Regions from separate parts of the Homo sapiens genome. Here region 1 is linked to region 2. Evidence: read pairs that join two places in POLR2A ChIA-PET (ENCODE). Cell type or tissue: A673. All regions are shown on one strand. Links, peaks and the distances in the headings refer to the core of each region. The heading gives the core; the rest is flanking DNA. Region 1 has its middle 66 kb from the start of LINC00963. Region 2 has its middle 23 kb from the start of LINC00963.

Region 1 (2,902 bases), core at 231-2,730, 90 kb after region 2:
AAACTCCTTCTTGGATGGAGTCACCCCTCTGGGACCAGATGGAGCAACCCCTGGAACCCAGAGCTCCCCTCCCCTTTTCTCTGCCCCCTTTCCCCGACTTTGATCCTAAGAACTGGCCAGCAGGCCCTCTGCAGGCAGCAGTGTGTGGCAGTGTGCAGGAGAACGTGCTCAAGTCTGGATCAGGAGGCCTGAGTTCTAATCCTGTCCCTGCCTCTCCCAAGCAGGGTGATGTTGGGTGATTCACCTACCCTCCCTGGGCCTCAGTTTCCCTTCTGTGTCATCACCCCGGCTAGCTTAAGCAATAAGCATATCCTTATCCTAAGAATAACATACGGCATGCCTCTCACAAGGTCACAGTCCAGCAAAGTCAAGGACATAGAGAGCTTAACAGACGATGCACACCCAGAAAGTGCTTGATGTAATCTGATCATAACTGTCATCCGATTAAATCAAGTGTTGTTACAGAAGTGGTTTTTAACCTGGCAAAAATGAGACAGGGTTTTTTGTTGCTGCAGGGCATCAACGGAAAGGGCAAGAGGGGTTGCCTTCTGGGTCTAGCTCTGTCACCCAGGCTGCAGTGCCATGGTGCAATCATGGCTCACTGCAGCCTCGACTTCCTGGGCTCAAGCAATCCTCCCTCCTCAGCCTCCTGAGGAGCTGGGACTACAGACGCATACCACCATGCCCAGCTGGTTGTATTTTTTGTAGAGACGGGGTTTTGCTATTGCCTCAAACTTTTGCTAAAGGGTGTCTGGCAGCATGGCCCCATACCCCCTTTAATGCTCTTCCCCAAGCACTTGATCCCTGTGTGTCTCTTAAGGACGCAGCTCTAGCAGGTGCCATCTGCACCTTTGCCCATCAGGTACAAGGAGGAGATTCTGCTCACTTAGTCCTTTCCTTAGCAGGAGCTGACTCAGACCCCACTGTGCTCCCCCGCTGAGGTGCAAGAGACAGGAGGCAAGAAACGCTGAGCTGAGAGAATGGAGAATCTCACAGCTGGTGGTAAATTAGCAGTGAGGGCCAGGCGGGTGGCTCACACCTGTAATCCCAGCACTTTGGGAGGCCGAGGCGGGTGGATCACTTGAGGCCAGGAGTTTGAGACCAGCCTGGCCAACACAGTGAAACCCCGTTTCTACTAAAAATACAAAAAATTTGCCGGACATGGTGGTGCACGCCTGTAATCCCAGCTACTCGGGAGGCTGAGGCAGGAGAATCGCTTGAACCAGGGAGATGGAGGTTGCAGTGAGCTGAAATCGAACCACTGCACTCCAACCTGGGTGACAGAGCGAGACCCCGTCTCAAAAAAAAGTAAAGAGAAAAGAAAAAAAGGAAAGAGAAGGTGGGACCAGGTCTTCGAGGCCTGAGGGCCACACAGGGGAGTCTGCTTGGATGGCATGGCTTCCTTTTCCGCACGCTGCCTCAGAGGGGATGCTTTTGGCTGTAAGTAACAGGAAATCTGACCCCGGCTAGCTTAAGCAATAAGGATATCACATGGCACAACACAACAGGAAGCCCAGAGGTGGGCAGTCCTCTGGAGTCCCTTCTTCAGTGGGAGCTTATTCCTCAGGGAGCAGCGGAGGCCACCTGCTTCCTTCCTTGAGCCCAGCAGGAGGGAGAGAGGGCCTCCTGGGTCCAGCCTGGACCAACCTAGATCCCCAGGAGATGCTGCTGTGTGCTGATTGGCTTAGACCAGAGCTCCTGAACCAATCAACTGCCAAGGAATTGGCTGAGCCTAAACAAGGCCGGCACCTAGAGCTGGCTCATCCCCCAATCCAGTGCCGCTACACACTGATAAAACAGAAGGGCAGGCCAGCGAGGTGGTTCATGCCTGGGAGGCTGAGGTGGGATGATCACTTGAGTCCAGTAGTTCAAGACTACCTAGGCAGTATGGCAAAACCCTATCTGTACAAAAAATACATAAATTGGCCAGGCGTGGTGGCACATGCCTATAGTCCCAGCTACTGAGGAGGCTCAGGTGAGAGAATCCCTTGAGCCTGGGAAGTCGAGGCTGCAGTGAGCTATGATTGCACCACTGCACTCCAGCCTGGGCAATAGAGCAAGACCTCATCTCAAAAAAAAAAAGGAGGATGTTTGGTTCTTGTTTGCAAAAGACCATTCACTGCAGGGACAGGGACAGGGGCTTGGAGCCTGAGCCCCCCCTCAACCAGGCTTAGAGTGTGAGGGGCTGTGTCCACCTCTTCCTGGTCTCTGCCGCATCCAGCAAGCACAGGGCCAGGCATTTCTCAGCCCAGCATAGTCTGCACCACCCAATGCCTACAGATGAACCCACAGATTAATCATCCCGTGCCAAGTCCTGTGCTGGGCACTGGGATGCAAAATCTCTGGTGGGGACCACAGAAAAGAAATAGCACAGGGATAAGATGGCAGCAAATAGCAATAAAGGCCCCACTGTCAGAGGCATGTGAACCAGAGCAACTCCATCTTGAATGGGGCTGGGTAAAATCAGGCTGAAACCTACCGGGCTGCGTTCCCAGATGGTTAAGGCATTCTAAGTCGCACAGGATGAGACTGGAGGTCGGCACAAGGCACAGGTCATAAAGACCTTGCTGATAAAACAGGTTGCTATAAAGAAGCTGGTTAAAACCCAACAAAACTAAGATAGTGATGAGAGTAACCTCTGGTCGTCCTCACTGCTACACTCCCACCAGCGCCACGACAGTTCACAGATGCCATGGCAACGCCAGGAAGTTGCCCTATATAACCTAAAAAGGGGAGGCATGAACTGCCGGGAGCAGGGCCAGCAGTTGGGAAAGTCCGGGCGGCCCTCCGTCTCAGGCTGGGAAGGCCCTTGTTTAGCATATCATCAAGAAATAACCATTAAAGTGGGCAACAAGCAGCCCTGGCTGCTATGTCTATGGAGTAACCACCCTTTTTTATTTGA
Region 2 (2,881 bases), core at 1-2,500:
GAGGGTGCCAAGCCCCTGAATGCGGCTTGGAGGAGGCTGTGGCGTTGGCTCTGTGTTGGTGGAAATTCCAGCTTCCCTCTTCACTGCCATTTACTTCCTGTAAGCCTCAGATTCCCTGTCTGGTGAATGGGGGTAAGGACCCCCAATGAGATCTGACACAGAGCTCGGTGTTTGGAGGTCTGGGTTATGTCCACCTCCCTTGCGTCTGTCACACTGTGTTATAGTTTTCAGCCTTTGGGTAACTTTCCCAGCCCAACTGTGGGTTCCCGGGGGCAGCGCCTGCAGCCTCTCCTCTCTGAGCCCCTGCACTTGGCACAGAGGCACAGCCCAGGGACCCAGTGACTATCTCAGGAGGTGAATGGAGTCCCCTGTGTAGCAGGAACAAAGCCCCTGCCTCCACAGGGTTCACTGTCTGGTTGGAAGACAAAGAGATGACTTCTTCCATGGTGGGCAGGTGCGGATCCCAGGAGCTCTCCAGAGGTGTTGAGACCTTCATAACCTCCACCCTCAGCTCCTGGCTGGGGCCTTCTCTCAAGTTTAGAGCCAGCGTGGGCTATTTTCTTGGTTTTCTGAGCTGTAATTATGAACAGCTTTGACCAGCCGGTTTTCATCCTTTGCTCATTAGAGAATGAAGCCTCAGTCGGGCATTGTAGCTCACGCCTGTAATCTCAGCACTTTGGGAGGCCGAGGTGGGAAGATCACCTGAGGCCAGGAGTTCGAAACCAGCCTGGCCAACATGGTGAAACCCTGTTTCTACTTAAAAAAAAAAAAAAAATTAGCCAGGCATGGTGGCACATCCCTGTAATCCCAGCTACTTGGGAGGCTGAGGCAGGAGAATTGCTTGAACCCTGGAAGCAGAGGTTGCAGTGAGCAGAGATCGCACCACCACACTCCAACTGGGCAACAGAGCAAGACTCCATCTCAAAAAAAAAAAAAAGAAAAAGAGAGAATGAAGCCTTGAAGAGGAGGGGATTTTCTGAAGCCCCAGAACCAGCTGCCCTTATTGCCTTACAGACAATCCCATCCCCCACCGGAGCCAGCAAGGTGGGATGGGGTTGAACTAAGATTCCCACAGGGACCAGGCCAGGAGGGGCTTGGCCAGCTCCCACTCCATGCCAGAGAGGGGCATGACTGGGCCAGGTGACATGGCAGGACCAGCCCAGAGCCCACCTTGGGGTCCCATCCCAGCTCATCTCACAGGGCTGGGCCAGGCTGCAGATGCTCTAGATTCGTTTCCTGCAGCTGAGGCTCACACCAGCGCCTCCCAGATTTGTGCCAGGGGAGGAGGATAAAGCGCTAGGTTGAGACCCAGTAGCGTTTGCCAAGAAGGAGGGTTCTGGCCTCGGAGTGGCTGGGGTCTCCATGGCCCCCTTCCAAGCTCCCTTCACCAGCAGAGTGGCCATGCACCCTCCCCTCCCGTCAAAGCCACAGCCCTGACACCACTGAGCCTCTTGGACTCTCTCCAATGACATGGCTGAACCGGCCCACCCACGTGGCCAGCCCCACGCCTGTGATTTCAGAGAGAAGCTTAACAGAGATCTCACCAAATTCCACCCCCTCAGAGGCTGACCCAAATGCCCATGCTCTGTGACCACGGCCATCTCGCTGCCCCTCTCTGAACCTCCTCTTCTGAAAACTGCCTGCCATCACACTAACCTGCCAGGCACTTTTGAGCAGCTGATTTCACAAATCTTAATTATTATTCAGATGTCCGCTTTACAGAATAACAACTGAGGCCGGAGAGTCTAGGTGGAGCGCCCAAAGCCGGCCAGGTGGTGGGCAGTGACGTGGGCAGCCAGAGGCCTGGGCTAGTGCCTGGATTCCCATCCCAGCCGCACTGTGACTCAGCGGCCTGGGGCGAGTCACCCACCCGCAGAGCCTCGGTTTTCTCCTCTGTAAAGTGGGGGTGATAAGGGCACAGAATGAGCCTGAGCAGGTGCAGCTCTCAGCACAGGGCGTGGGGTTCTGTGGGCAGTGCCCTCCAGGCACCTCCTCCCTTGGTGGTGATGGATCAAGATCGTTCATGGAACTGTGTTGGGAACATATAGATGAGGAATTCCATTTGCTATGACAATTATTATTCAATGGCTTCCCGAGTCAGGAATGTAGGTCCTGCCCACGCAGGAGCTGTGTCTCTGGTGTGAGCTCCAGGGCCCCTCCTTCTCTGCCCTCCACATGTAGCCGGGAGGTCTGAGCAGGTCTTGTTTTTCAGCAATCCCCCCGCCCTTCCCTGGAGGGAAGGCGATATCCACAATTCCTTCCTGAGCACCTACTGTGTGCCAGGCATGGAGAGGCACCAGAGGCGAAGACGGGCCCAGTGTGGTCAGGGGTATAATGGGGGCACCAGGGTCTATGGGAGGCTGGAGGCAGCCCCTGACCTTGCCTATTGTTAGGGGGAGGGAGCACAAAAGGCTTCTAGAAGAGCAGGTCTAACCTGAGACCCAAAGCTTGAATAGGAGTCAACCAGGCTGAGGGTGTGGGATGCTCTGGCAAGGGGCACGCAGTGTGCGCAAAGGCCTGGGGCGAGAGGAACAGGACTCATTAGAACACGGCTTGCAGGCATGTTCGTTTCAATATCCCACGGGGTGGGAGGGGTCATGGGGAGCCATGGAAAGTTTTAGGCAGGAAGTAACATATTCAGAAGCACCTTCCAGAAAGACTGCTCTGGCTATCCTTTGGAAGAAGGATTGCAGGGCAGAGCAGAAGCAGGGAGGCCACCAAGGTGGCTGCTGCAGACATCTGGATGATAATGGGGGTCTGGACCAGGGCGGCAAAAGTCGGGGAAGGGAAGTGATTAAAAAGATGTAGGCCAGACGCAGTGGCTCACGCCTATAATCCCAGCATTTTGGGAGGCTGAGGCAGGAGGATTGCTTGAGCCCAG

Evidence for each region. Peaks named below come from ENCODE experiments on the same cell type or tissue, not always from the same donor. Only the 100,000 strongest peaks of a DNase experiment are listed, where the experiment ranks them.
Region 1: POLR2A ChIA-PET joins it to region 2 with 7 read pairs; 12 of 35 experiments call an interaction of 5 or more read pairs at or near these places.

The regions. Positions count from the first base shown.
Region 1 is chr9:129,553,277-129,556,178 of GRCh38, forward strand. No RefSeq gene overlaps it. Among named protein-coding and RNA genes, the nearest start is that of LINC00963, 66 kb to the left of the region's middle. RefSeq lists an enhancer at 1,727-2,374. In A673, for the core only: no CTCF peak of the experiment used is centred there; a DNase peak (open chromatin) is centred at 1,515.
Region 2 is chr9:129,463,819-129,466,699 of GRCh38, forward strand. No RefSeq gene overlaps it. Among named protein-coding and RNA genes, the nearest start is that of LINC00963, 23 kb to the right of the region's middle. In A673, for the core only: no CTCF peak of the experiment used is centred there; no DNase peak of the experiment used is centred there.